Linked DNA regions of Mus musculus: region 1 is linked to region 2. The links are chromatin loops, found by intact Hi-C in ENCODE. Cell type or tissue: left cerebral cortex. All regions are shown on one strand. Links, peaks and the distances in the headings refer to the core of each region. The heading gives the core; the rest is flanking DNA. Region 1 overlaps Ubr5 (ubiquitin protein ligase E3 component n-recognin 5). Region 2 overlaps Azin1 (antizyme inhibitor 1).

What was found. A loop is a pair of places that touch in the nucleus more often than their neighbours do. Peaks named below come from ENCODE experiments on the same cell type or tissue, not always from the same donor. Only the 100,000 strongest peaks of a DNase experiment are listed, where the experiment ranks them.
Region 1: it touches region 2 in a loop (4-fold over the local background); 11 of 42 quality-filtered maps call a loop at or near these places.

Annotation. Positions count from the first base shown.
Region 1 is chr15:37,991,394-38,006,921 of GRCm38, forward strand. It overlaps Ubr5 (ubiquitin protein ligase E3 component n-recognin 5), which reads right to left. Exons shown (of 59, transcript NM_001112721.2): 27 at 15,062-15,210; 28 at 14,475-14,566; 29 at 13,149-13,295; 30 at 12,856-12,974; 31 at 12,653-12,779; 32 at 12,431-12,560; 33 at 11,164-11,324; 34 at 10,824-11,063; 35 at 9,177-9,300; 36 at 8,500-8,611; 37 at 6,894-7,025; 38 at 6,328-6,585; 39 at 5,531-5,799; 40 at 5,162-5,373; 1 more. The region is part of intron 1 of Gm49085 (a long non-coding RNA gene); the gene reads left to right. Among named protein-coding and RNA genes, the nearest start is that of Gm49085, 38 kb to the left of the region's middle. In left cerebral cortex, for the core only: no CTCF peak of the experiment used is centred there; DNase peaks (open chromatin) are centred at 7,663, 7,857, 8,406 and 9,397.
Region 2 is chr15:38,488,940-38,504,467 of GRCm38, forward strand. It overlaps Azin1 (antizyme inhibitor 1), which reads right to left. Exons shown (of 12, transcript NM_018745.5): 3 at 12,465-12,661; 4 at 11,359-11,532; 5 at 9,730-9,902; 6 at 8,325-8,459; 7 at 6,334-6,415; 8 at 5,353-5,427; 9 at 4,535-4,697; 10 at 3,305-3,420; 11 at 2,537-2,751; 12 at 1-1,533. The coding sequence starts at 12,566. The coding sequence ends at 1,422. Mir6951 (microRNA 6951) reads right to left here and starts at 1,608; the gene lies at 1,534-1,608. In left cerebral cortex, for the core only: a CTCF peak has its summit at 7,343 (motif pointing right); a DNase peak (open chromatin) is centred at 7,384.

The DNA.
Region 1 (15,528 bases), core at 3,666-11,665, 500 kb before region 2:
CATTTAAATTAACACTTATGTGGTATGAAAAAGAACACAGGTGAGAGGAACACTGGAGATGTCACTGGGTATCTAACTTGAGTGTGTGTGCTTGTGGAAGTGTGTCACAGCTTGTCCATGGAAGCCAGAGGACAATCTGCAGGAACTGAATTTAATTGAACTCAGGTGGTTAGGCAAGCGCCATCAGACATCTCATCTGGAACCAAACACTGCTGTATAGTTTCAGAAAAGGGGAAATAGTAAAGTGGTCTGCTTAATGCATTACAATAACAAAAAGCACTTAACAAAACCTCCCCATCCGAAAAGAAATACTGAGTGTCCACACAAACTCCCCCCCTCCTCAATACAACAATACTTAAACACAAATGTCTCAACTAATAGGTTTAATTAGATTTTGGTTTCTCCTTTTAAGTGAGCAGTTGCTAGAGGATAAGCCCACTTTTCGACATGAACAATCTTTGTTCTCTTTTGCAGTGCTCATCTCCTTATCCAAACTGTGACCATTTACTCAGATACCACACAGGAGTTCTCAAACAAAACCCCAAAATATGGATATACCTTTTGCGTTCCAGTTGAGGAGTGTCTAATGTTGTCTGCTGATTCATTGCTTTAATCCAGTATATAAGGGCTTGGAAAACATATGCCACATGTTTCAATGAGCACACATCCAATACTGGAAGAACATCAGAATGCTCATCATTATGAGATCTCATTAAAGACAGAGCATAATTGAGAAAGTCTCCTCGAGCAGACATCATTCCCTGGCGGGCGCTCAGCAATGTAGCACGTCTATAGGAGCAAAAACAAATGAAAATATTTATAAAAACCACAAGTATGAAATTTCATAAATATGTAAAATTTAGAATTGATGACTGGACTGGAGTGACCTTAACTGATGCTCATCAGTTAAGAGCACTTGATATTCTTGCAGAGGACCCAGGTGAGTTCCCAGCACATAACGTGGTGGCAGTCAACCACCCCATAGCTCCATTTCCATGGGGATCAGACACCCTTTATGGCCTCCTTGGATACTGCGTGTACAAAGCACTCAAACATGAAAATAAGTAAGTCTTAAAAAGAGAAAACAGAACATTTATAAATGATCTTTAAAAATAACACTGATTATGACTGAAAGACCTACATTCAGGGTGTCTGCTGCCAGTCTTAATAGGTCTGAATCTGCATTTCTAACAAGTTGTCAGTTAAGGCCAATGAGAGAGTTCTAGGAACCATTCTGAGAAGCACTACCATGCTGCCTAGTAGTATTCTGTGTCAACCTGATACACGCTAGACTCAGCTAAGAAGGAACCATCTAAATGGCTCCATCAGATTGCCTTTGATTAAGTCCTCCTTATGATTGATGTGGGGGATCTAGCACACTGCACATAGGTGCTGTAAGAAAGCAGGCTGAGTAAGTCCTAAAGAAGCCAATAGTAAGGAGCTTCCTCTAACAGTTCCTGCCTCCTGGTTCGAGTCTGAGTTCCTACCCTAACTCCCCTGGATGACTGACTACAAGCTGTAAGGGCTTGGAAAATAAGCTCTTTCCGCCCTAAGTTACAGTGATAGAAAAGGGACCTAAGACAATACATCAAAATCACATCGAATGACAGGCATGATGACTCATCCCAGTGCTTTGGAAATGGGAGGCTGAAAGATGAGAGTGGAGCAGACCTGGGCTATGTAACCAAATTTGATGTCAGGTTACTACACGGCAAAATAGCTTAAAATTATCAGATAGACAGACAGACAGATGGATGGATGGAAGTTACCAAAACCCACAAGCAGCAAAGAAAAGTGCTAAGAGTTCTGGACTAATAAAGAAGAGGGAAGACCAAAGGGTGGATACTGCATTCCTCCTTAAAATAGGGAACAAAATACCCATGAAAGGAGTTACAGAGACAAAGTTTGGAGCTGAGACGAAAGGATGGACTATCCAGAGACTACCCCACCCAGGGATCCATCCCATAATCAGTCACCAAACCCCGACACTAGTGCATATGCCAGAAAGATTTTGCTGAAGGGACCCTGTTATAGCTGTCTTGTATGAGGCTATGCCAGTGCCTGGCAAACACAGAAGTGGATGCTCACAGTCATCTATAGGATGGGTCACACGGCCCCCAATGGAGAAGCTAGAGAAAGTACCCAAGGAGCTGAAGGGGTCTGCAACCCTATAGGTGGAACAATAATATGAACTAGCCAGTACCCCCAGAGGCTCATGTCTCTAGCTGCATATGTAATAGAAGATGGTCTAGTCGGCCATCATTGGAAAGAGAGGCCCCTTGGTCTTGCAAACTTTATATGCCCCAGTACAGGGGAACACCAGGGCCAAGAAGTGGGAGTGGGTGGGTAGGGGAGCAGGGCGGAGGGAGGGTATAAGGAACTTTCGGGATAGCATTTGAAATGTATATAAAGAAAATATCTAATAAAAAATAAATTAATTAAAAGAGTTCTGGACTTTTACTAAAATTAGAAATGTTTGTACTTCTCAAAGGACATCAACAAGTAAGTGAAGATAGCGGGTGAAGGGGCGGGTGAAGAGGCAGGTCAGAGGTGAAAAGCATGAGCTGCTCTTCCACAGGAGCCAAGTTCCAGTCCTAGACCCCAAGTAAGGCAGCACACAGCTGCCATCAACTCTAGCACCAAAGGATCCAATGCTCTCTTTTTTGGTTTCTACAGTGACATTCATTCACACATATACACAGTTTTTCAAAAAGTAAAAAGAAAAAGAAGATAGCTTAAGAAAAATGAGGGATAATAATCTTTTTTAAAAATTTGATAAGAAACTCTGCTAGGATATTATTGTGCACTGTGTAAAGATTATATTATTCAAATGAGATAGAGACTGGATCTTGGTATTGTTAAGCACTGCCTGCCTTAGCTTTGTTAACAATGTTCTCTGTCACTTTCTGATTGGTTAAAATAAAACGCCTATGGATTTTTCTATTTCTAACTAAGCCATGTGGCAGAACTTAGATTAGTATCAACAGGATAACTGAGGTAGTGGGAATCAATGCCTACCTTTAAGACCAAAAGCTTATAAATAAATATAGTCTCCATGTCATTATTTGGAAACTATGGCAGGCATGAAAAGGCACGTGGTTATAGAATTCTTATCCAAAAATATTAAAGAACTTATATAACAAAATAAAAACTTTTTTAAAAAGAAAGCAAATTTACAGTTGCATGAAGAAGCTAAGCAGACATAACTGCTAATCGTGATAAAATGTTCCAACATTACTACAGCAAATCAAAACCACAGTGAACTCAGATCTGTAATTTGAGGTGCCCCCACCCCTCAGGTAGGAGGACAGTTCAATGTTGTATTACACCAACTAGGATGCCTACAATAAAAAAGATAGAGAAACTGATACACACTTGTGTAAGATCTTTGCCTATACCCTAGCACAGCCAAGGTGGCTACAGAAGATCAGAAGGTCACCTGCTACAAAATGAGTTTTAGGCCAGAAAGGAGGGTGGAATGGAAGAAGAAAATATAGAGAAATTAAAGCTCTCCCCAATACTACTATTCAGAGTATTTTCCTAAAAGGAAAATAGTCTGGCAGCATCTCAAACTGTTAAACACATACCATTTATCATGTGACCTAGCAAACTGACAAGTAGTTAATGACACCAAAAGTTTATGGCCACACAAAACCTTTATGAAAATGTACAACATCATGCACAATATGAAACATTTCAAGTGTCAATTGGTGAATGGTTAATATTTTAAAAACATATAATACAGTGAGTTAAGAGTATTTTTAAAGCGTAATTGACACATGCCACACATAAGTGAATCCAAAAAACCATCATGTTAAATGACAGAAGGCAGTCCTAAAAGACAATGATTCTATTGACGTGTGTTCAAAATCTACAGGTAGAAAATAGGGCAGGAATAGCCATTAAGATGTGTAAGATTTCCTAAAGAGATGATGAATATATTTCCAATTCTAATTAGACAATTAACCACATTCCTTAAAAAGGAGTAAATATACGTGATTATAATGAGGTATGGAGGGAGAGACACAACACTGACTCCAATCAAGATCCCACATCAGGATTCTGTGTTTTAGTTTTTTAAGAGTATTTTATGTATGAGGGTTTTGCCTGCATGTAAGAAAGTGTGCCATGTGGGTTCACTGCCAGTGGAGGCCAGAAGAGGGTATTTGATCTCCTGGAACTGAAGGTAAAGATCGTTGTAAGCTGCCACATGTGTGCTAGGAATTGAACCCAGGTCCTCTGCAAGAGAAGTGTTATTAAGCACTGAGCTATTGCTCCAGCCATGGTATCCTGGGTTCTTTTACAGCAACTGATTAAGTCTAAGAAAGACAAGAACCTCTGTCCTTTGTGCAGCAGGACTTCTAGAAGAACTGCTATTCCCAATCTCCCAAGGAAGGTGTCTCTACCACCCAGCCCACTAAATTTGTTTCCAGTCCCTAAATGTTCAGAAGTATATTAATTCCATTCCTAGATTTTCTTATTTTCCGGTAAGTTGTTTAGAAGCAAGTATTAAACACAATCTTGTCATACCCTACCCTGTCTCAACAATTATTAGTATTTCAATTTTTTTTCTTTTCATCTTATCCTCTCTTGCTGTCCTCCAGACCTGTGTCTTCTAACACTTCTTTATCTGCCAGGAACAGTAAGACCCAAAGCCCCAGACTCTGCTGCAGACAGACCCTCACTCTCACTGGATCGTACAGTTAGTTATTCCTCTGACTGCAATGCCGGGCCAATTCCTAGTCCTGAGAGACGGTCTGTGTAACTGAACACAGAGCATATACAAATACATAAATGCATTTTATGATTAAACAAGATAGTGCCTGTGCACACATGTGTGGTGCCGACCTAAAAGTGATAGCACACTTGACCCTTGCATTCCTGTCCAGCCTTAGTCAAAACCAAGTCTTTCAGAGAACATGTGCCTGCTGTATGAAGGGAGGCAGAGGAGGAGCAGGACACAAAGCTGACAACAGTTTTCAGTATAGATTCCTAGGATGACATAGACTAGTTTGCTTCAACTGCCTACCAAGTAAGATGAGACAGTTACCTTCTTCTTTGCCATTAAGATGAGGTCAGATGTACAGCAATTAAAAACCTCTAGCCTAGGCTTTAGGGGCTTTCTGTTCCTATACATGAATGCATATGGAGGACTGCATACCGTCTGCCTTCAAGCGTTCTTAGACTGGCCTCTTCCCGTGCAGTCATCCTCTCTCTTCGAGCTGAATTCTGAGAGGCATGAAGGGGATGATTTGGGTGTCCTGGGTCACCAGCAGATGCTAGTGCAGAACCATAACGTAATTGAGCTTCAGTAGAATCCATAACACTGACCATCCAGTTCCACGTAGGAATAAGCTTTTCTTCTACATAGTTCTATGAAGATCAAACTAAAATAGTCAAAACTATCCAAACAGAGCTAATTTTGATATAGTACTAGTATGTCAATACTTAAGCATTTGCAATATCCATTTATATTGAAATTCTCCTAATTGATAGGCAAAACAATAAATAACTTTTCAGTAGATCATACCTGTAAGTTGACTGCATCTTGGTAAGTCAATTTCACAGCTGCTGGAATCTGAGAGTATACTAGGTGATTATACTTAGGGATAAGGCCCATCAAGTCCGAGATTTGTCTGATGACAATGCTGTAAGCCCTGGCTAAACTGCTTGCAGATGTTAAGTAGCTGCTGGCATTGCTAGCTTCCAAAGCAGCTGCTGCCGCTGCAGCACTTGTACTGATGGTGCCGCTCCGGCGTAAATTTGAAGGATCAATATAAATCAAACCTGCAGAACTTGCTATAAGGAGAAAGGACAATTACCATGAGCTTATATAGTTGCTAACTGCTAGTGACATTATATAGGCTTATACAAATCTAAATGGTCAACTAATAATATGTACATGAGCAAAAAAGTATACCTCTCCTATATAAGTTTGGGGGAAGAGAGTGTTAAGGTGGACAAGAAGTTAATACATTATCATCCAGGAATAATTCTGTACTTCATAACCACTACAAAAGCAAGCATCTGGCAATGTGTGCAGACACTTTTAGCTGTTACAAGGAGAGTCGTGAAGAACACAGGGCTGGGAATACTACTGATGTCTACCAGATAAAGGCAATGGGTGTAAGCAACACCTGACAAAAGACCTCAAAGATAAGAATCACCCAGCCCAAAGCAACAGTGCAGAGAGTAAGAAGTCTTGATATAGTAAGGTTTATGTACTTCTTATATTTGATACTCAACAAAAGGCATGTTTATAAAACGTTGCTGTCTAGATAAACATGTTGGAACACTCCTAGAAATGACACGAGTTTCCAGACTTGCCTGCTGGCGTAGATGTGCTGGACGGAGCTGTGCTTGCTGCTCGCTGATGCTGCGGATTTCGGACAGCCCACTGCATGGAGCGAGGAGCCTGGGCAGCACCATTTGCATGGGAGCTATTCGTTGTCCTTTCTAGTGGCTCATCGAGCATAAAGGTCTCCTGCTCTATGTCATCACTCTGACTGCTACTGCTGTCAGAGTCACTTGAGTCATTTGACTGAGAGTCATCTTCAGAAAAAAAGGCAGGAACACTGCTCGCTCCTAAAGTTTTAATTTTTAAAACCAAAAACACTGTAAATTCATTGATAATTAACTTTACAATGTGCCTCTCAAAATATTATGTTCAACTGTGACAGGTAATATATAATACTGTGAAGCCATCATAAAAATATTTCAATTAGAAAAGAACTCTTTGAAATAAACTTTAAAACTAATCCATTACTAAAACAAAAGCTAATAAGAACTGTCAAAGAAAAAGAAATAAAATTACAAAAAGGTTCTGGCTACCCATCAGACATACAATTATAAACTCCCTTTGAAAACAGCTAACCCATAAAGCAACAACATACCTGCTTCTGAGCCAGCAGTGGCTGCGGTGACAACACTTCTGCGCCCACTAGCATTATCTTGGTTACTATGGTTACTTTCACTGTCACTTTCCGTTTCAGCTGCTGCTAACAAATCTAGCTCCATGTCACTTCCTAGAAAAGTAGTAAATAAATAAAAAGGGCAAAAGTTTCACCAAATAATCAATATAGGTGTGAAAAGCTGGTCTATCCTACGAGTAGGAACTAAGAAGGCACAGTGGTTAAGACAGGGAAAAGAAATCAGAGAGCCAGCTGCTCTGCAGAAAAAAGTACTGGCTGCTCACGATGGACAAATTACTCAAGTACTGTAATCAGTAGACTCTGGCACAACAATTTAGTTCCTGCCCTGCAGAGCCCCAGTGTCTGGGCAGCACCCACATCCACCTGCCCTGTTTTCATCTCTTTTTCTTCAAGAAAGAACTTAAAACCTTGTTTTTTAACTAACATGTCAAGATAAATAACATTCTAATATTGCAGTTCAGGTACCTGACTTACACAGAGACGTAAAGACTGTATGTACAATCTTTAGGAGTGCATGGGGATCGCCAACACAAAACACTGACTGTAAGCACACAGCCGCTAAATCTCCGGAGATTATAGACTCCTTTCCTGTTCTCTCCACACCAAACTTTCCACTGCTGAATCATGACTGACTTCCTTTAGAGGGAAAAAAGTCAGACAGGCTCTTGCTATGTTGCCCAGACTGGCCTTAAATTTGAAACCCTGCCTCAGCTTCCAAAGTGCTGAATATTTTACCACTGAAGTAGTTTTTAAGAAAACATGCCGGCCAGGCGTGGTGGCTCACACCTTTAATCCCAGCACCCAGAGGCAGAGACAGGAGGATTTCTGAGTTCACCGCCAGCCTGGTCTACACAGTGAATTCCAGGAGAGACAGAGAAAACCTGTCTCAAAAACAAAAAAAAAAAAAAAAAGAAAGAAGAAAAAAGAAAATAGACTGCGTGGGCTAGTGAGACAGCTCAGCGCACAGGCAGCAGTAGTACAAGGTCTGAAATCAGATCTCATCCAGTGCGAGGGAGACAAAATACTACATTGTTGTTGACCTCACACGCAAATGCATACTTATGTTCACAAACACTTACACACACATAAGTAAATGATAAGTAAATGAATAATAATGAACTCAGGTCACAGGCTGGACAATGATGTCCTTACCCACTGAGCCATCAACCATTTCCCCATTAGAATGAAAGAAAAGAAGGTGGGCTAGAGATGTAGTTCAGCTGGTAGAGTGCTTGCTCGATGCGTGTGCGTGTGCGTGCGTGTAGCTCTGACTGGATCTTGGCATAGTCATGCACACCTCTAGTCCCAGCAGTTGGGAAGTGGAAGCAGAAGGGTGAGAAGCCTAAGGCCATGCTCACCTCCACAGTGAGTCTGAGGGAGACCTGGGGTACACAACACCCTGACTCACACAAACAAGTTCCTTTAGCAAATACAATTATTTGATGTATGTTGACTTACTTCCTAAACTGTAAAAATACTACAGAGAAATTCAGAAGAAAAGAATTCGGTTACTGCAGAGCAAACGAGGCTGCTCTCCAGGCACCTGACTCCTCCCACTCCCACGTACCGTCTTCATCATGCTCATCGTGATGTCCCTCAGCCTCAGCATTCTCTTCCCCGTGCTCTTCCTGTTCATCATGATGATCCTCCTCTCCAGCCACGCCTTCCACCACCTCAACCTGAACCCACAATTTTATTTATAGATCATCACAGCACATAATAAACCTGTCTCTACCAGTTTTGTCCATAGAATTAGTAAACTAAAATTTTAAAGCTCTCTAAAATAAGGGTTTCTAAATTTGTATTATGCTGTTTTAAAATCATTTACTAATGACAATTCATTATGAAAATTTCCATCAGCATATCACATAGTTTGTAATTAGTATCTAAAAACAGGCTTCAAAATTAGAAGTATAAAACTGTTCTGGGAAATGGGGAAGGGCTGAATTTTCTATACTTTCAAATACATTGCATTAAACTATTAAAAAAAAGGCCAACAGTAAAACTATCTTTAGTCTTAGTCTTTAGGTAAAAAACAAGTTTATGTGTCCAATTTCCTGGCACTCAATAAATGGAAGCTTGCTGACATCACTGTAATATATACAGCCACAAATGAGTATAACTAATGTCGACAAGTTGGCTGGAACACAGGGTAGTTTCAAACTAACACGATCAAGACTGACTTCTAAGTGACTGCTCTTCCCACCAAAGTTTGTCACCTGCACTTAAAACAGTTAAAAGTACCTCTTCCACGTCTGCTGACACAATATCATCCTGCTCCTCGTCTCGGCCTCTGACGGGCTGTGACTGGCTGATGCGCCTCTGCTGTGGGTTCCGAATGATGTAAGATGACTGAGACTGACTGGAGCTGTAAGGAGTCAGGGGGAGGGAGAGACCACAGCTGTCAAGATGGCTCACACAGCACACTGCTCTCTGGGATCCTTTTTGCAGCTCAATGCTTACTTTCTTTCTTTCCTCCAGCATCCTCAGATGCCAAGAGTACTGACACCAACATTCACACATTAAACCACAGTTTCTATCCTGTACTTGCTCGCTTCTCACTGACTGGTTAGTGGGTGGACATGGCATAGGGAAATCACATCTACAAATCATATTTTAAAACAGAGGAACAACCAAAAGCAGAGTGATCAAAGCTTCACGTCCCTTCAGATCTGACTTAGACATAGCCAAAGGCAAGTGCATCCACACAAAAGGAAGCAAACAATCACTAAATTGAGTTTTAAAGAAACCAAAAACTAGAAACGTGATGTTTAACAGCCCTCTGGTCACTTCATTTAGAGATTCAAGAATGAGCTAAAAGACATTAAAATATAAAGCTTTTAGTGTCTTTCTCCTTAACAGGTTTCCTGAGAAATGAGAATCAAAGAAATTATTCGACACAACTAGGGTAGCAGTGCCTTTGCATAAGCACACAGGTACTTACCTCACAACCAGGGCTTTCCAGGATCTGCTAAGACAGATGCATCGTTACAGAGGCAAAGAAGAAGCTGAGAGGAAAATCTTTTAATTTCAAAAAAAAAAGAATTTCTTTTTTCTTTTTTTCAGACAGGGTTTCTCTGTGTAGCTCTCCCTGGCTATCCTGACTCACTCTGTAGACATGGCTGGCTGTGAAAACTGAGATCTACCTGCCTCTGTGGCCCAGGCTTGGATTAAAGGCGATCACCATGTGTGAAGGGGGAAGTTCTGACAGGAAGGTCCTATTCTGCAATTGATTCTTCTTTTGTCAGTAAAGAAAGCCAAGGGCCAATTTCTGGGCAGAAAGTTTGGGCAGGATTTCTGGGTCCCAAGAGGAAAAGCAGATTCAAGGAAGGAGAGGGGTTTTTCTGCCATGCTTTGGAAGAAGAACGCAGCAACCATGTGAGCTCTCAGGGGGAGCTGGGGCCTGTGGCCACTACTACAGGCAAGAGGTCAGGGCTAGGTTAGGGCAGGTAGAGACAGGAAAATAATAAATCGGTAAGGGTGGGCTTTTTCAGGCAGGAGATATCAGCACCCAGCAATTGTGCCAAGAAGGCAAGTAGTGAAGGAATTAACTGTGTGTGTGCCTTCTGTCGGAGGACTCAAGGGAAGCCGGGCGGGAGCTGAAAGCACTAGCCACTTCCTGGAGCAAAGGAAGTGGAACATAAAACGACTTGCAACACATTTGGCTACGTGGCTATTTTTTCATTTAGTAGAGAGGTGTTCCAATTCCAAAAGTTTGTAAGCTTTCTGTTGTTAATATTTAGTTTTAATCCATGGTGGGCAGATAAGTACTAAAATATTATACTTACATTAGGTGACAAAATTAGAATTGTGAAAATCATTTCAACTGCTACTCCAAAGCACAGCTTTAATAAGCCAGATAAACCATTTCCATACAAAACATTAACATACCTGCTTGCCTGATCTGATGACGGCCGTGGTGGTAATGGTTCTACTGAAAATAATTCTTCACTGCCCTGCATGGCATCTATGCTAGTACTGGCCAGAGTAAACGGTGCTGTCGGCCGGGCAATCCCCATTCTGACAGGAACAATCAGAGACTCTGCCACATTACACAATTCTTCTACAGCATAAGGAAGCAGTGCTTGAAACACACGTTTGCATTTTCCAATTGGCTGTGGAATAAAGTTGCTATAGCAGGAAAAAAATAAAAACCTCTAATGATTCTTCTCATACACATACTAACATTATCACACTACAAATGTGTGCAAAAGGTTTTGAAATGCCTTACTTTTTCTTTTTGGACGAAGCCATTTCCACACTAAGAATGACAAACACTCTTGCCACAGATCGTAGAAACCTCATTGTCACGGCAATTGCTTCTTCCCGGCGTCCGGGTGTGTACTTGTTTTGGAGTTCTTTTACTAAGGTGCCTAGCAGAGTATCTAAAAGCTTTAAAAATGGCAATCATTCTATTAATGCTGAGATAGTTCATATGATGGTTAACGTAGTCTAATACTTTTAAATATTAATAGTTCCCAATAAAATGTTTAAAATGTTTTTGTGTGTGTATATATGTATGTGTGTGATTTATGTATATATGTGTGAATGTGTATACACACATATATGACGTATGTACATGTGTGCGTTTGGAGGTGAGAGAGCACCGTGCAGGTGGCAGTCCTCTCCTTCTGCCGCGTGGGTCCAGTGACTGAGCTGAGGCTGTTGGGCTCTGGTGGCACCTGTTACTAGCTAAGCCACCTTGACAGCCCTTGTAACAAAATTTTGAAACAAACTGAACCAAACCATTTACAGGTATACACCTAACTGTACTGATACTGTGTGTCTGATAGCAAATGGATCCCAAATGTATACTAACTTGGCTTTTGTCCCATAGGCCTGTATATACTTATCATGCATGTTTAGAAGGAAATATCAAACATGTAAAATCAGAAGTTCACTCATTGAAGAACACTTATTGCATATCTCATTTACTACTTTCTAATACTTCCCTGTGCATAAAAAAGATACCAACTACAAAGAAAACCCAATTTCATGTTATTTTTTTAATGATTTTTATAACAATCTTTATAGCAAAACATGTTCCATTTCATTGAGTATAATTAATAATTAATCTTATAATTTAAGATCTACTATGGTTAGATTCACAAACCATTTTATTGTATCCTAACTTTACGCAATTATTATAAACTACTTAGAACAGGTTTGGAGGAAGAGGTTAGAGTGGCACCGGACAGTAACAAACCAGCCTGCAGAAAGGACTAAACTCAATGTCCTGTCAGTGCCTAAGGAACAACCATCCAGCACTGGGTCCTATTATCTAAATTTTAGTTTACATTAAAGAAAAACAAATTTAAAAAGGGGTTACACATTTTTTTATCAATTTAAGGTTTTTATTTAAAATAAAATTCTTCCATCGAAAAGCATCCATGTTAATATACTCCCTTTAACTTAACCAGCAGACATTATCAGTCTTTTAAGTCTGACCTTTAAAACCATGGGACTTAAGAACAAATTCATGTATTTAGTGAACTCACCAAAATATCTGCTGTACACTTGACAATAAGGCAATGAGTGAAACAGTCGAGCCGAATCGTGCCGCTCTGCTGGTTGAGGTAGACCTGCTCTTCTGGCAAAAGATGGCCTATCCTGCTGCTGGCACTCAGACTGGAGAGGCAAGGAGAGACAGAATAAATTGTAAAAGACAACATTAGCCCAGAAACTGAGAAAAATTTTTAAATGTTTTAACAAATACATACGGATCTTTGTTCTCTTGTGACCCAAACATAATCATAGATCTCAAAGCATTCCAGTCCTGAAGGACGCGCTCTAGGGCAAGCTGGGCAAACCTTGGGGGCTCTAAGTCATGGTCAGGCATATCTGAATCTAAAAAGGAAGAATGGGTCAGACAAAAATAGAATTCAATGCTTTGTACATCAGCAGAATTGTATACTTCACTCACCTTCAGGACTGGCTGTTTTCCTGTTGCGATCCTCCCTGATTCGTGGAGGCCTATACTGACAGTGCTCCACTGTCTGCCTGGCCACGGTCTGTACTAAGAACAGCAAAAGGTGCTCTCCCCTAGAACACAGGGCAGGTTGTGAGGGAGGGAGGGGAGGAGAGAGGGGGATGGGGAGGGGGAGGAAGGGAGGGAAGGAGAGAGGGGGAGAGGGAGAGGGGGAGGGGGAGGGAGGGAAGGAAAGGGGGTGGCACCAGCATGTGCTGACCTCTTTCTATCCTAACCATTCTACTTGCCTACTGTTTGGTAGGGTGACCAGATTTGTAGCAGTAAGCAGGCGATAAAGTAGATCAAGACGAGCAGACTTCTGTCCAGCAATCAATGTTTTACATTTACATTTCTCCCAACAATCACAATAAGCTGTTGGTGAAGTCCTCTTGAGTCTGTTAAAAAAAAAAAAAAAAATCACAGAAAAGTTCAAAAAAACTTTAAATTACAGATCTACATTGCAATGAAGACTTATAACTTGATAAAACTAAAGAGAACTCTTATTGATATTTAAATGAAAGGGTAACTGCTATCAGCTACATACAAAAAAATATTATTTAATGGTGCAAAGTTCAGAAAGCAATAGAAAAATTCCTATAAAACCTAACTGTAATGTCCTGGGACAGTTACTTCTGTTGTCCTTCCCGGTCTCCAACATACCCTACATGGTCCTCACATGGGCACTGAGCCAACTCTAACCACGGTAAGCACATGTTTCCTGTATGTGTCATATCTGACAGGCCTGTAAATGCTGTCAGAAAATGAAATGCCTGGCTCACCCTGCCCTGGCAGCGAGTATTGACTACACCTAATAAATACAAGGGAAACTCAGCATCCAGGAGGAAGCTGAGAAGACGGCCTTACCCTTCCTATGAAGCAGGGCGAGTGAAGGACAGAGGTGCACTTGTGGCAGAGTATGTGTGTAAGTCAGGAGACAATCTGCAGTCTGCTCTCGCTTCACATCATGTAAACCCAAGGATCAGACTCGGGCTCGTCAGGCTCTGCAGCAGGTGCCCTCACCTGCCAATCCTCCTCAAAAACCCCAAGTGGAGGATTCTGATGGCCCATTTTTCTATAACCTACAGCATCTACACATGTACATTTATAACCCGGTGTTCCTGTTGGTAACACTGAGACTCTACAAATGTTAAGCTTGAGTTTTACTGCTTAGGTCTGTGGAAACTAACAAAGCCAGCTAGAATGACCTTATTATATGAGATTACTGAATCTAAAAAATAAGTAAGGCAGAGTCCAGTTATTCATCTTAACACATTAAAAGAGGCCCAGAGGGAGAGGGATGGAGGCACTTAAAACTTTGGCAGTAGAATACAAATGAAACTACTCTGTAAACATACTTTAAAGCATTAATCAGACTAATTTAACAAGATTAACCCGATTCTAGTCACACACTACAAGTACTTAACAATACTCTTTAAACCAGTCATATTTCTATATGTAGGAACTGAAATGTAGAAAACTTCACTTTCTGAATTATGCCTAAATCAAGGCATAAGTACTTTGTACTGCAATGAAAACCTGAGAGTTTATGAAATTCAGAACAGTGTGGGACTTACTTGCAATCGTGCCCTTTATGACAAACCCTTGCACATTCTGTACAACAACAAAGCGACTCCAGTAAACCACAAGTCCGACATTCAAAAATGTCCTGGAATTGAAAAGGTCACTTTTGAGAAAGAGTAATCACGTGTATAACTCATCAATACCAAGGTGCTTGGGAAGTGGGTGTGGTGCTCACACAGTTGACAATGTAAAAGGACGAAAACCAAATAGACCAAGTACATGTAAAGTAACCTCACCTCACTCATAGGCAGACTAGGACTAGTTAGACAGCCTGGGTCAGAGCCTGCCATCTGTGCAGACCACATTCTCATAGCTGCTAAGCTGAATCGAGGAATGAATGGCCATTTGTTTTTTGTTTTGTTTTGTTTTTGTTTTTCCATCCTTATGTAGGGCTCAAATCAAAATTAATTCTTTGGATAATTTTAAAGGTTAAAAGTAAAAAAACAAAACAAACAAAAAAAAAAAACAACAACAACAAAACAAACCAGCAGACACGTTTACATACTTTCAGCTCACGTCAAAGGAGGGGAAAGGGAATCCTGAAACCAGTCCAGATCCAGGGAGCGTTTGGGTCACTTACCTGGTTAATGTGCTCTGCTCCAGTCCAGGTAAAGCTGCAGGTGTCGTTGCAACATAAGACATACAAAGGGGAGTCGTCAGGGTTGGTACCTGACGGGCAAACCATTCCCATGAACACATCTTCCTCCTTTTCACTTGCAGATACTTCAGCTAAAATATTAAAAACACAGAAATTCATTCATCTATCAAGAAAAGATTTAATCACAACCGCAACTGAAGAACCTTAATATATACTTAGTATACTTAGTAGTAATATACTTAGAAATCACTATAGACTAATTACAATGATTTTGTTAGTTAAGTCTGGCTGGAGAGGCTCATCCACAGCACCTAACACTCACATTTCCAGAGATCTTGCATACTTCCTGCCTTCACAGGCATCAGGCACACACATGGAGCACAGAAATACAGAAATGCAATACCTATACACTTGAAAGAAAATCATTTGCTTTTCTTAAATTTCAAAAG
Region 2 (15,528 bases), core at 3,463-11,462:
TGAAGTCACATTTCCTCTTGGAGGACAGGAATTCCACTTGTGAACATAGAGTAAGTTAGGAAAAGTGACCCCTGTAAGTTGTCTCATTACTACTGTGATTCTGAGACTTAGGACTAACACACTAGCAGTGAACAAAGCCAAAATTCCTGGCAACAGTGTCAGGTTAGTGATGCTAAATCCTCCCCACCTCCACCAAGCTTTAGTACGAAGGAAGAATTACTAAGCTTGAACGAATGGGAAATAACAAGAAACTAAGGGACTAGGTTTAAACCAATATCAACAACAACAACATTCCAATTTGATACTATTACAAGTGAGAAAGTGTGCTGAATTCACCACCCCAAAGCCCTCTGGATATAAATGTCTGTGCGAAGGAAGGGGCATCAGGATGCTGGAAACAGACAGACATAGCCCTTCTTTAAGGTTAGGGTTCTGCAGTCCTCTGCAGTCTCTTACCCCCTTCCCACCAAGTTTTCAGTGTTTAATAAAATCTTTTCTATCAGTCAAAAGATTTGTGATTCAAAGATTTACTAAGGTAATCTATGCATCCTATCTATACAGAAACACCTATTATTATTACAATTGGTTTATGCAGGATTAACATATTTTTGGTGTTAAAATTGTTAAACATCATGCTTACTGCACATCAACTCTCCATAATAAATCTGAACTTCACAATGATTACCAAACACATTTACTTAAATTACTAATTAAATAACTAAAAAGTATATTGAGGCAAACCAAACTTAAACGGGTTATAAAGAAACTAACCCTCAAAACAGACCACACACAACTAGTTCATAACTACCTTTGCTAGCTAGCCCCATTCCCAAAGTTTTAGCCTGAAAAAACAGTAAGATCTACACAAAGTTTTATTGCAATCATACAAGGGTTACATTAGGTCAAATACAACAAATACTATGATGCAATTTTACATTTATTAAACTACAGTTCAAAAGCACAAATTTACACATCCTAAATACACTAAACGTATCTAATGAAGTCACACTGGTCTTCCACTCACATGTGATATATCTGGGTGAAAGACATCAACTTTACAAGACTTTTAACAGGAATCCTTATAAAAACTGTGTACTTGTATGTAAACGATTTGATGGGGAACCCAGTTAATGGGCTTCCATCTCCACTAAGTCATCCATTTTGTTGCATATTTTATTTTAAACGCTTAAGGGGTGGGTCAAACTGGTATGTTTAACTCTGGATACATTATCTAAATCCCCTATTACCCCCAATGAATTATAGATGAAAGCTGATTTTGTCTGGTCCCAAATAGCTATTACTATGAATTTGTTTCCAAGAAATTAACAGAATAAAGATTGATTTTTTTTCCCCCCACACTGGAATGTAGACCAGACAAGCTTAACCTGCGACTTCAGATCTAAGGAAGCGTTAATGCCTGTTTAAGCTTCAGTGGAAAAGCTGTCTTCTTGGCTCAGCTGAATACAAGAGGGTGCAAAGAAGAAGTTTTTCATCATTGCATCTGAAGTAATTCCAGCATCTTGCATCTCATACCTGTATTTGTGAAGAAAAAAGCAAAACTCAGAATTTCAATACTTCTAATACTTTAATCACACAAATACAATGAAACAGGTAGTTTCAGTCTTCCAGTCCTCCCTAAAACGTTGACTATTTTGGGGGCCAGAGAGATGGCTGGTAAAAACTTGACATATAAGCCTGATAGATAATAAATTTAATCTCTGAAACCCATGTTAGAAAGAGTTTTGTGGCCTGGAGGAATGCCTTATTGGTTTAGAGTACACACTTCACAATGATTACCAAATTATTCCAGTTGCAGGGACTCTGACTTCTGTGTGGGAATAGTACTCACTCTTCACACAGTCATACACAAGGATACAAGGTTAAACTAAAAATGGGGAGAGGGAGGAGGATCTACTAGGGGACAGGAGGTGTTAGTGCTTGTGTGCCAGGCCAGCAGTCATCCTCTGCTATCTTCAATTGCTCTCCAACTCATTTTTTTTTTTTGAGACAGGATCTCTTATCCTGAGCCTAAAACTCAAACATTGGCAAGACAGCCAGCTCCAGGAGTCCACCCATTTCTGCCCTTTTTCTTACCACTCAATTCCATACCAGGGTCACCCCAATTCAGCTGCCTGTGTGGCAGCCATCTCCACAGCCCTAAGACTTATCTACTTTTATTAAAAAGGCTGAAGAAACTTAAGAAGGAACTATCATTGGGTGTGATGATAGCACATGCTGATAATTCCAGTAGACTTAATCCTGAAAGGACAGCTGTGTCTCCGGGATGTGTGTTTGCCACCCCCCATACCCCCTGGGACAGCCAAGATTATATATGTAGAGACCCTGTCTCAAACAAAACAACGAAAAAGGAAAATACTACCTTTCTCTGTCATGCTGTGAAATTTACATGAAATGCTCATTTGAATGTTTCTTTTTCTTAGTACTTTAAGTTACACATCTGTTTGTTATATAAGGTACCAGCAAATCTAAACTGTCACTCATATATCTCAACTGCTTTTTAATAAAATCACCTTACCAATCACTGAATGACATCATGAAATAAATAGCTGGCCTCTGAAAATCATTAAAAGCAGATGGTTCGTGGAAAGAATCTGCTCCCATGTTATCAAAGATAAGCCAATCTCCCACATTCAGCTCAGGAAGAAGACAGCTTTCCACAATTTGATCAAGCTCATCACAGGATGGACCCCAAAGGCTGCTTGTAAACAGAGGCTCATCTTCCTTGTATTTCTGTCGAAAAAGAAAATTTGTCAAATTCTTTAAGGTATTTGAGCAGATGAGTAAAAAGCAGGTTCAGTTTATCAACGATCAGGCATAAGTCTCAATTATCATCACTCCACAACAAGAAAATAAACTGAAAAGACCAGAACATGAATCCTAGGAAAAACACTCAAAATAAAAAAACGTGCTGAATATAACAGACAAGGTATAAGAAGGTAGAGATTCCTGGCAGTTGAATTCAGGACCTTGTACATAATGAGAATGGACTCTGACCTCTATTCAAGTCCCTACAGATAAAAAGAAAATTTTTAGTTACATTTCTCTGTATGTAGTTACATATCTCTCTATATTTGTAAGGTGTATGGTATGTATATGTGTTTGTTTAGGCATGCATGACTGCATGAATGAAGGTCAGTGGACAACTTGCATGGATCAGTTCTCTTTTGTTGCCATGTAGACCCTATGGCTTAGTGCCTTACCCACTCAGCCACCCAGCAGGCTTGGTTTTTTGGTTTGTTTTGAAACTGCCAAAAACATTTTGATAAAAAAAAAAAAAACTTGCCTTGTGAACCTCTGGAATGGTATTTAAGTCCTCAGAAAGCTTACTCGCAAAAGAACCATAAACACCATCATTCATGTAATACACGAAGGCTGGCTCATCACTCCCATTTTTTTCTACTGAAATAAATAAAAGATGAATTTAAAACAACAACAAATGAGCACACCTTACTTGATACACAGGAATCCTACTCTCAATAGAATCAACACTCCCTTCTTGGGTTTTAAATTCTCCCCACCAGGAAAACAAGTCAGGGCTCCATGGAGAAAATGACTCAATCCAGTACTGAGACTGGGAAAGAACATTGTGCCCCAAACACCTTGATTTACCAGAAGGTAAAGCATACAGAGGCCTATTGTTGTGGTCCACATTTACAGTCCCAACATATCACACAGACGGAAACTTAGCTACACAGTGACTTCCTAGGTAGCCTGTACTTCAAGAGTAAGACCTGGATTCTAAATAAACAAGCGCAAAACCCAGGGGGCTGGGAAGATGCCTCACAGTTAAGAGCGTGCTGCTCTTTCAGAGAACCCAAAGTTCAACTTCTATCACCCTTGTCGAGCAGATCACAACTGTAACTCCAGCACCAACGGATCCCACACCTCTAGCCTGTTAGCACTTATACTCATTTTCACAAGCATACATAAACTTACACACAAGATTCAAAATCTTAAAACAAACCCCATAATACAAAACTTGTCAAGTACCCATAGCCCAAGCCCAAATATAACAACCACCAATATTAGAACAGACTATTATTATGTGTTTCCTAATTTGATAAGAATATTCCAAAACTCTGGTGGAATTCCTGAACCCCACCCCACCAAGATGAAGAATCAACTCAAAACAGCCTACTCTTCAAAACTATCAAAGTAAACAATGAAAAGGAGAAAAAACCCACACGCAATGGGGTCCTGGACTGAATCCTAAGGAAAAAGGGAAATCAGAAAAAAACAGTAGTGAGAAAGACAACTTTTCTATAGAAGATTATTCCATAATGAAAATTATAATTGATTTTATTAATGTAAGCCATTATTTCTACAATGACACAGGCCAATTTCTGTTGGTTTGACTTGAGGGTAGACTTGAAGAATTGGTCTGACGCTCTAGTAAAGTAAGAGGTAGATTCTCCATCCAATACAAGAGGAATGTAACAAAATACAAGCTTTTAAAAAACCACAAGGTGGTGTGGTTGTATCTAAAACATGAGATATACACTTTATAACTTACCTCCAGAGGAAAATTTATCATTTTCAACAACTTTCTTAGCAATAATATTGACTGCAAGTGTAAACGCAGAAGATACATAGTAGCTTCCAGGTTCTGAAATTATCTGAATGCCAGATCCTTCAGGGAAGTAAATATCCAACAGAGGACTGATAACATGATTAACCTATGAGATTCAAATTACAGATTTAAATTTCAATACTGGATTATAGAATGCTATGTTGAAAAACCACTAAAAGTTCCCTAAGAAAACTATTCAATTCCAACCTAGCAGGGATTTTCAATTAAGCAAGCTTTTACTGTTATTTGGTAACAGTCACAACAGCATTAATTTAAAAAAAAAAAAAAAAAAATCAATTCTAATACTGTACTCAATTGGTACAAACAGAAAAGTAAAATTTCAATTGGTCCCTTCTAGACATCACAGAATAGAGACAGGAGTGATATCCATCTTGCTATTGTAGTCACTAAGTTGGGAGTTCATGTGTGACAGACATATAATACAAAAAATACAATTCAAAACAATACATTTTATGAGCTATGGGTATAGCTCAGTAGCTGAATATTTGCCTAGCTTATGAGAGTGAATTTGGTGCTTAGCACATCAGCAAATCAACAAGTGAGTGGCTTTGTGATTTGGTAGTGTTCATATTAGTTCAAAGTAACTATGTCTAGTTTCCTGTCTATTTTCTTAGCAATTTGAAGACAGGTATGTTAGAGGCCTTAGTTTATGCTTATATAAAAATTCTGATCTAGGTAAATACCATGTAGCAAAGAAAGCAGATTATCCCAATATAGTCAACCCCTGAAAAAAAATTTACCTCTTCCAACTGAATTTCAGTTCCTGTGAAGCCTCCACCGATGTCTAACATGTTCATTGTAAAGCCAAACTCTCCCTAGAGACCAAAAAAACCTCAGTTTTTCAAATTGCAATGTATATAAAAACAATAAACAAAAACAAATCTCATCTTCTTAGTTAGGTAAATATTTCTGACTTTTAGTAATAACAATAACTTTGATTTTTTTTTTTTACTTTTTTTTTTTTTTTGTTGTTTCTTATTCTATGACTAGCTGTACACGTTTCTCCCAGACAGTCTTTATGTAGGCTGTCCTCAAACTTATCTTCTCGCCTCAGCTTTCTCAGTACTCAAGTTACTAGCACATGTCTGCTGTCAAAACTCAGCATCTTTGATTCTTACTATCAGGAAGAGATTAAATGTTATGGATTTATCTCCTTGACTTTGCCTGTGCTTTCTTTTTAAGACATTAAATTTCTACTTCATCCTTTTGCCCACCGAAACTATTAATGTATGGAAGCTTTAATCTTTCTAGTATAAAAATCAAAAAGCCAGGTGTGGTGACCAGCATCTTTAATCCAGGACTGGGAGGCAGAGGTGGGCAGTTCTCTGAGTTTGAGGCCAGCCAGGGCTACACAGACAAACTCTGCTTGGAAAAACATAAAATAAACAAATGAATAAAATGATAAAAATCAGGTATGCAGGATTGCAGGACTAAAAATATGGCTCAGTGGTTAAGAGCCCTTGCTACTTGCAGAGGACCTGCGTTCAGTTCTCAACTTTACAGCAGTTCCAGGAGCTGACCTCTGTGGGCACCAGGTATAAAACATGGTGCACATACATACATGCAAGCAAAACATATATACAAAATCTAAAAAAAAAAACTTTTCAAATTATGTGTGTACTATACTAATTTTAGGCAACAATTAGTTCATACTAGTTAAAAACTATTCTGAAATGAATTAATACCCTGGTTGAAAACAGGAGAATAATTAAAGAACTTACAGCCATGTCAAACACACATCGAGCATCAGACAGGGCATGTACATATACTTGATATTCTTTGCAAGCACTTGAAACATGAAATCTGAAAGAAATAAGGTAGTAATTGAAAGAAGCATGGCTTTGAAGCACTTTCAGTTATTCCTTTCAATTATCACTCAGCATGACGATATTATTGAATATACTTTTTAACTTTAACAAATATTTGGTACAAGAGTATCTAATCGGGCGTGGTGGCGCACACTTTTAATCCCAGCACTCGGGAGGCAGAGGCAGGCGGATTTCTGAGTTCGAGGCCAGCCTGGTCTACAAAGTGAGTTCCAGGACAGCCAGGGCTATACAGAGAAACCCTGTCTCGAAAAACCAAAAAGAATAGAATCTAATTATCCAAGTTATGCTGCAATGTTCAAAAAATAGTGTAACTCTAAACAAAAGTACATTTTATTAAGTCAGGCATCAATTATTAAAGCATGCTAGGTTTGGTTTTTTCCTGAACTTGACATATAAACTAAAGTTACCTAGGAAAGGGAACCTCAAGTGAGAAATTGACTCCATCAGATTGGTCTATGCGCATATCTGTGGGGCACAATTCTTTTAATTGAAATGGGAGAAACAAGCCCAGTATGAATAATGTCACTTATATGGACCGTGTAAGGTAGGCTGAGCAAGCCACAGAGAGCAAGCCAGGAGACACTGGTCTGTGGTCTCTGCTTCAGTTTCTCTATACAGGTTCTTGCCTTGAGTCCCTATTTCAGCTTTCCTTGATGGACCTATAAGTCAAAAACCCTTTCCTTCCTGTTTTCCATAGCAACAGAAAGCTAACACAGAACTGTCATAGTTCAGGGATTAAAATATGACTTACTTTTTTATGTAACAAAGTAACAAGCACCATCAATCAAATAACATCACAAACGCCTTCATTTGAACCCTGAATCATCTAAGAGTTCTAGAGAGCAAGATCCTGTCCTAAACAAATCAAACCAAATCAATATACATGAGTGCTCTATCTTCATGTACACCAGAAGAGGGCATCAAATCACATTAAGATGGTTGAGAGCCACCATGTGGTTGCTGCGAATTGAACTCAGAAGTTCTGAAAAAACAGCCAGTCCTCTTACCCGCTGAGCCATCTCTCCAGCACCAAACCACCCAATTGTGTCTTGGTTTCTTCACATGGAAGGAAGGAAGGAAGGAAGGAAGGAAGGAAGGAAGGAAGGAAGGAAGGTAGGTAGGTAGGTAGGTAGATAAAGCCTACCGCCCCCACCCTGCTTTTGGAGACAAGATCTCATGTAGATAGAGCTGGCCTTAAACTCATAATCTTCCTCATCTCTAATCCCTGAATGCTGGGATTATAGGCATCACCATACTTAGCTCCAAAGTCTGACTTACTGAAGTGCCATTGAGGGATTAAGAGACAAAAACAAAACAAAAAAACAACATTAGAAACATCAACATGATCTGTACAATTTATAGGTTGAACATCATCTTAAAAAGTATTAGAATTTGGGAGGATTTCCTCTCATTCAAATTATGATGATGACACAATGCATCAACAATCCCAACACTTGGAAGTAAAGCAGACTCTCAGGTTTAGTCTAACCAGAGCCATATAGTAAGACTGTTTAAAAAAAAACAAAGAAAATCAATAAAAGGAAAGATAGTGTAGGAAGATGGGTATGTAGTATAGCTTGATAAAGCAAAGGCTTGAGTTCAATGCCTAGCACTGCAAAATCAAAGCCAACAGATTCAATTATCCTGGATTACTTTGTGGCTCTAATATGTAACCTTACTTTTATAACAGTATAATTCAGGAGGCAGAGGCAGGTGGATCTTTCTGCGTTTGAGGATACCCTGATCTACACAGCTGCATAGCTAACTCCAAGACCACATAGTGAGACCCTATCTTAAAAAAAAAAAAAAAAAGGAAAGAAAGAAAGAAAAGAAAAGACATGTTTTTTTTATTCTTTTCTGTACTAAAAAAACATTATACTCACTTAACCCCAATTATTTGGACATCAAGTTCCTTGGCACATTCCAAAAGATGCCTACAATTCTTCAGTGTAGTGCCAAACTTCATGTTACCATCTTCACCTCCAATATTATCTTCTGTTGCAATATGTAGTAAGACCCTAAGAGAAGGGGAAGATGATTGGGGCAGAGTTGGTTTACATCATCATCAGCACATGTGAAGCCTGAAGACTGTAGGAAGTATGTTGATTATGTTGCCAGTATTCCCAAATCCAGCGATGGATGAATCAAGTGAACCTAATGAAAAACAATCCTGTATAGAGAAAAAACTAGCAATTAGGGCCTAAGGCATGAAGCTTGCAAGGATGGGATTATGGGAAATGCAGCAAGTTAAAAACTCTGTTGTAGCAGAATGAGTATCAGTTGGGCTCTGGAACGAAAGATGACATTACTTCCAAATGAAGTCCATCAGTCCATGAATCTACCAAAATTCAACAGCAATGCCATCAATGTCTTTCAATAAAAATAGTAATAAGGGGCCGGGCATGGTGGCGCACGCCTTTAATCCCAGCACCTGGGAGGCAGAGGCAGGCAGATTTCTGAGTTCGAGGCCAGCCTGGTCTACAGAGTGAGTTCCAGGACAGCCAGGGCTACACAGAGAAACCCTGTCTCAAAAAACCAGAAAAAAAAAAAAAAAAAAAGTAATAAGGGCCTTTAAAATTACCAAAGTTTCCTTGAATTTTCTAGTGAGCCAAAGAAGCCAATCCTTGCCTGTTTTCTGAAGACTGAGCATATTTCTTTGAGGAAAAACAAGTGTTTCTTGTAATTTTCCCAAGACCTTTATCCAAATGTTTTCAGGGTAATGAATGCCTTTACACCATTAAAGCCACTAAGTTAGACCATTATCTTTCAACCTTCCTAATGCTCCATAGTTTCTCATGTTGTGGTGCCCATAACCATAAAATGATTTTTGTTGCTACTTCATAATTGTTATAAATCATGATATGATGTAAATATATGTGTTTTCCAGTGGGCTTAGGAGACCCCTGTGAAAGGGTCATTTGACTCCCAAAGGCTGAGAATCCACAGTTGAGAAATCAGGCTGACTGAATCCGGCAGAAGATACACAAGCTTCTAGGAACATACATAAACTTTTAGGAACAAACAGAGCTTTGACCATAATTTGATGATCACACCATGGAATTGTTCCATGAGCTAAGCTAGTAAGTCATATCCCAGAATGTATCGCTGTATCTCAATTCCATAAAAATGATCACAAGTGGGCAGAAAGTAAAATGCTGCCAACCTTTCTCATAAATTCCAAATAAGTTAAAATACATACCAACTCTGCCATTATTGCTCCTGTTCAATAGCTTGATAAACTAATGCTAAGTAGCAACAACATTTTCAAGTACTTCGGCATACACTTACTTGGCATTTGGGTGATTCCTTGCAATTTTCTTTAATTCAATCTCATTGTCACATGTCATAATATTTACTCCAACTTTTGCTGCATACTTTATCTGAGACACTTGCTTACAAGGACTTGTGAAAATGATGTTTTCTGGAGATACACCCAATTCTTGCACTAAAGCCATTTCATTCTATAAAAGATTTATTAATACAATCATTTAACAGAAAAATTTTCATTACTTTTTGAGTACTTTATCCTTTTTTCCCCTGCCAAAGGCTGAGGACTGAACCCAAGAGCACATACCTTTTAAACTGTTTCATAAATTAGTTTTATCTTTTAATTAAACCAATATTATGTCACAGAATTCACATTTTGGTAATGCTTCCCCACACTTGTGTTTTAAAAACAAATAGGACCAGTGAGCTAGCTGAGCCTAAGGGCATAATGTTGCCAAGTCTGATTACCTGAGTTCAATCCCCTGGACCTATATAGTAGAACAATGAACCTATCAAAGAGCTGTCCTGACTTTCACAGGTGCACTGGAACTTGTGAACATTCACACAAAACTACAGTAAAATTTAAAAATACAATCTTACACACACACACACACACACACACACACACACACACACACACACACGTATGTGTGTGTGTTCTCCCCCTCTCTCTGGAACCTCAGAAGCTAGACACACTGGATCCCCTGGAGGTGGAGTTACAGGTAGGTGGTTGTGATCTGCTGGGTGCTGGGAAAGGAGCATGCACTCTTAACTACTGAGCCACGTCTTCTACCCTCACAAAAGACACTTAACAGGAGCAATCTCAAAGGTTATATTTACTGCAGTCAAAAGTCTCTTAGAACAGGACTGGAGCTATAGCGCAATTGTTAAACACTCTAAGCTCTGGGTTTTGGTTCACAGAACCATATGAATTGGGTGTAGTAGCACTTATCCCTAGCACCCGGAAGGTAGAGATAAGAGGAGCAGAAATTCAAAGACATCTTCAGCTGCATAGAGTTTTAAAACCATCTTGAGTTGTTTCAAAAGAAACAGAGATTCTGTTTCAAAAGAAAAGTACAAAGAGAAAAAGAGTAGATCGCCTAAGAATGGGAGTTCCCATACCCTAGGCTGGCTCAAACTCATTATGTCACTAAGACTAGCTTTGAACTCCTGAACCTGCATCTAACTCCAAAACGCTGGAATTAAAGAAACAACTATCATAGCTAACAATAAAGAACATTGCTACTCTTGCATAGAACCTAGGTCTGATTCCCAGCACTATTTACGTGGAACTGTACAATCAACCTTAACTCTATTCCCAGGGACTCCAACAACCACTTCTGGCCTCTGTCAGTAGCAGGTAAGCAATGTGGTATATATACAAACACACAGATAAAAAAAATAATTTTAAAATAAAAAAATAAATTTTTTAAAATATTCTTGATAAAAATGTTTCTCCAAAGTTCACCAGTGTAACATCCCTTTTATCAATACACTTGAAAAATTAGACTTCCTATGATTAAGTGTAGCAAAGGACTCCATTTAAATAGTTATTTAAAAACCCAAACATCAAACTTCTTGTATTTGTTTTAGTGGTGTCTAGGAGTTAGTGATTTCAAAATGCTTTTAGTGGAAAAGAGAAATACTTACTTTGCTGGAACAAGCAAACCCAGTTCCAAGAGCTGCCAAGATCTCAAGCACGGCTGGAGTGGAGTTGCACTTCACCGTGTAAAACGGCTTTATCTGAGCCACCACGGTCTGCCACTGACTGTGCTTCTTCACGATCTTCCCAAGATCCCCCACAAAAAATGCATTTTTTCCTGTCTATTGATGAAAATGAAAGAGAAAAATAAAAATAAAAAAACCACTGAAAAGAAGATACATGGGAAAGAACATACCCACTATGCTTAATTAAGTAGTTAAGAGTAGAGGACAAATTGTCACTAAAAATTCAATAACTTTAAATGTCAAATAGAATGGATGTAAGTAGTAATTCTATCTGGTATGAGAAAAGCAAGTTAAAATTTAATTAAGAGTATCCTAACAGGTTGAAGAGATGGCTCAGTGGCTAGAGCACTAACAGCTCTTCCAGAGATCCTGAGTTCCATTCCCAGCAACCACGTGGTGGCTCAAAGCCATCTGTAATGGGATCTGATGGCCTCATCTGGTGTCTTGAAGACAATTACAGTGTACTCATATAAATAAAATAAATCTTTAAAAAACAAAAAGGTGTCCTAAGAATATGCTATGAATAGCTTTTGTTGTTAGTGGTGTCTAGCATCATCAAGTGCCACTCCTCCTCAAGAGTACTGATAACAAAGTAGAGAAATAGGTGAAGTTTGCTAGGAGATGTGGTCATATTTGTATACTGAAGGTCAAGAATCTACTTTTACTGAAAACTAGAGTAACTTTAGAGCTCTTCAAGAAACCTAGAAAACACAAGAAATCTGGCTTTCACAAAGAAAAATTGTGCTACACTGTTCACATAAATAAATGGAAATAATCTTATAATAAAATGAAAATATTTAAAAGTAGCGATAAACAGGGTTCTATGATTGTTTCCTGGTAGTAGATAGTAACTAGTATAATTGATCAAACTGTATCAACACATACTGGCAAGGACAAATGAAGATAAAACTTTAAGAGTTACCCCGACCAAGTTCTTTTAATCAAATCAGTGTCTGAGAAACATAACCAACCATGTTTTCAATTTTGGGAAATTACCAACATCAGCTTGAGTAATATGGCACACTTACCAGGGTATGTTCATAAACATAGTTATCAATAACATTTCCAAGGTTTGTTCCTTCATCCAACAGGCCAACGGAGTAGTTCGCATCGTCAATAAATCCTTTCATCTCAGCCGTATTCCACAAAGCCGAAAGTCATAAACCAGGAAAAACAAGAGACGGGCCACCAAGCCTATGTCTGGGTCCTTAGAATATGCAACAAACTGTCAAAACAGAAGTTCAATCAAACTCAGCATTATTTCAGTAATTAAAACATGGATATATTGAGTGAATCACTAAAATTGTCAAGTATTCAATTCTGTGCGGAATTTATGTGATCACTCAACACTTCCAAAGTCACTGGACTTTTGATACTTTAAAAGTAAATTAAATGAGGAGGTTGGGGAGATGGTTTAGTCAGTATGTACTTGCTATGTAAGCACGGGTTCTTTTTATCTCCAGCATCCACACTGAAAAGTCAGGTATGATAATGGATGCATACCATCCTAAAGGTGGACAAGCAGTTAACCTAGCTATAATGGGTGAGCTATGCATTTAGTAAGAGAGCTTATCTCAAAGAGTAAGATGGACAGTGACTGGCAAGATACCCAGTGTTGACCTCTGATCTATGTAGCAACACATGTCTACACACACAAGCAGGCCAGGCATAGAGGCATGTAATCCCAGCACTCCTAGCACAGAAGGGCGAGAGTTTAGTTGGTTACTTAAATTCCTATCTCCCTAATTACCACATAAATAAATACAGATATAGCCGGGCGTGGTGGCGCACACCTTTAATCCCAGCACTCGGGAGGCAGAGGCAGGTGGATTTCTGAGTTTGAGGACAGCCTGGTCTACAAAGTGAGTTCCAGGACAGCCAGGGCTATACAGAGAAACCCTGTCTTGAAAAACCATTAAAACAAAACAAAACAAAACACCAAAATAAAACAAACAAACAAAAAAAACCATAAAAAATTTAAAGTAAGCGCAATATAACTTTCTAAAAAGGCAATCTCACACATAGATCACATGATCTAACATTGTAAAGTTAAGTATAGATACTTGTGGACACAGTGAGTTCCACAACAGTCAAGGCTATGTAGAGAGCACGTCTCAAACAAATAAATAAAAAATATAAGTATAGGGGCTGGAGAGATAGCTCAGTAGTTAAGAGCACCGACTTATCTTCCAGAGATCCTGAGTTCAATTCCCAGCAACCACATGGTGGCTCACAACCATCTGTAATGGGATCTGATGCCCTCTTCTGGTGTGTCTAAAGACAGCTACAGTGTACTCATATAAATAAAATAAATCTTTAAAAAACAAAAAACGTACATATAAATGTTTGTATTCTAGTAGTTAAACTTGGTAGCTTATGCTGTGTACTTGGGCTTATCAAATTCGTGATAGAGGCTAGCCTAGACTATACAAAATGAGACACTGTTTAACATATGTGCACACACATGCAGGCAAGCACACCCTAGAGTAGGTAAAGGAAGAGGGACAGGTAATGGACAATCTGCAGCTATTCTAGGTCTTAACTTCAAATTATAATAGCTTACCTGCAATTAGAATAATATGGAAAATTCAGCTAGTGACCTATGAAAATAACCCTTGTTAGTTCCAAAGAGACTGGCTAGCAATGACAGATCCCAGGAGGCTCCTGATTTTAAGTGCCCACAGCTCTGAATAATTCCATGCAATAGTTAGAATTCTCTTTGTTACTAATCTAAAAGATATGCCTTGTATCATATAACCATTTAGGATCCATTTTACTTTCATGCAAGAGATGCAAAAAGACATTAAAATAAACAACACAGACATGGACAAGACTTTCTTAGGTACTTGGCTCCTTTTGCGACCCCACCTTCAACTGCCTGTTTTAGAGACCACCTTGAGTGATGACCCTTTATCCTGAATATATACACCATCTCAATGGCTCCTAAGCAATGTTAGCTTTCTGGCTACATCAAAATCAACCACGTACAATTGTCAATAAGCCGTAGTAACTGTGAAATTTCATGAAATAACATTCAGTTTCAACTTGGAAGGCACTAGATATTCATTTCCAAAACAACTATATTCAGCTCAAAAAATAAATCTTGTGCTATAATGGAGACTTAAAACAGAGTGTTTTTCTTCTTATCAAGGAGTTTATCTATAAGATCCATATTATATACAGTGGATATAAATCACAGACATTCTCTAAAGGATGCTAAACTAGGATTGGAATTTAGGATAGATCCTGTTTTAAACAGTGTAACTCCAGCTAGAACATCAATTTTAAGGATATAATCAATCAGGCACCAAGAGTAATAGAATGAAAAAGATGAACGCCAAGGTAATTATTATAAAAAGTAGGGGTAAAGAACTTCCCATTACATTTTACATCACTTGATTGTTTAACAGCCAGCTTTATTTAATAAGCCCCTTCCAAAACACACGTGCGCGCGCGCGCACACACACACACACACACACACACACAATTAAAAGGCTAGAGAGATGGCCCAGCAGTTAAGAGCTCTTTTATTCTTAGCTGGGCACAGTATTATATGCCTTTAATCCCAGCACTGAGGAGTTTTGAGGCCATCTTGGTGGTCTATAAAGGGAGCTCCAAGACCACCATGACTGCTACACAGGGAAATTCATTTTGGGGGAGGAAAAAAAAAAGAGTTAGGTTTGGCTACCGGAACCCACGTGGTAGCTCACAACCATCCTCAACTACAGTTTCTAAAGATCCAGTGCTCGCTCTCTTCTGACCTTTATAGGAACAAGGCATGCACATATATACACTAGAGAAAAGCTTATACACATAACACATTTAAAAGAACTATAATCAAGATCTTTAGCCTAATAAAGTTTGGTAGGATTGCATATCTACAATTGCAGCACTCAAGGACAAGACAGAATTTAGAAGTTGAAATAATCTGAAACTTGGTTTTGTTTATAAATCTCATTACATGGCTTTTTAAAAAACTATACACTTTGCAGTACTTGGGTCTCTTGGGTTGGTTGTGGTCCCCTCCTACAGGTAACTGATGCCGAATGTCAACATTCTGCCTTTCAATGCTCTTCAGATCAGAAGAGCCTC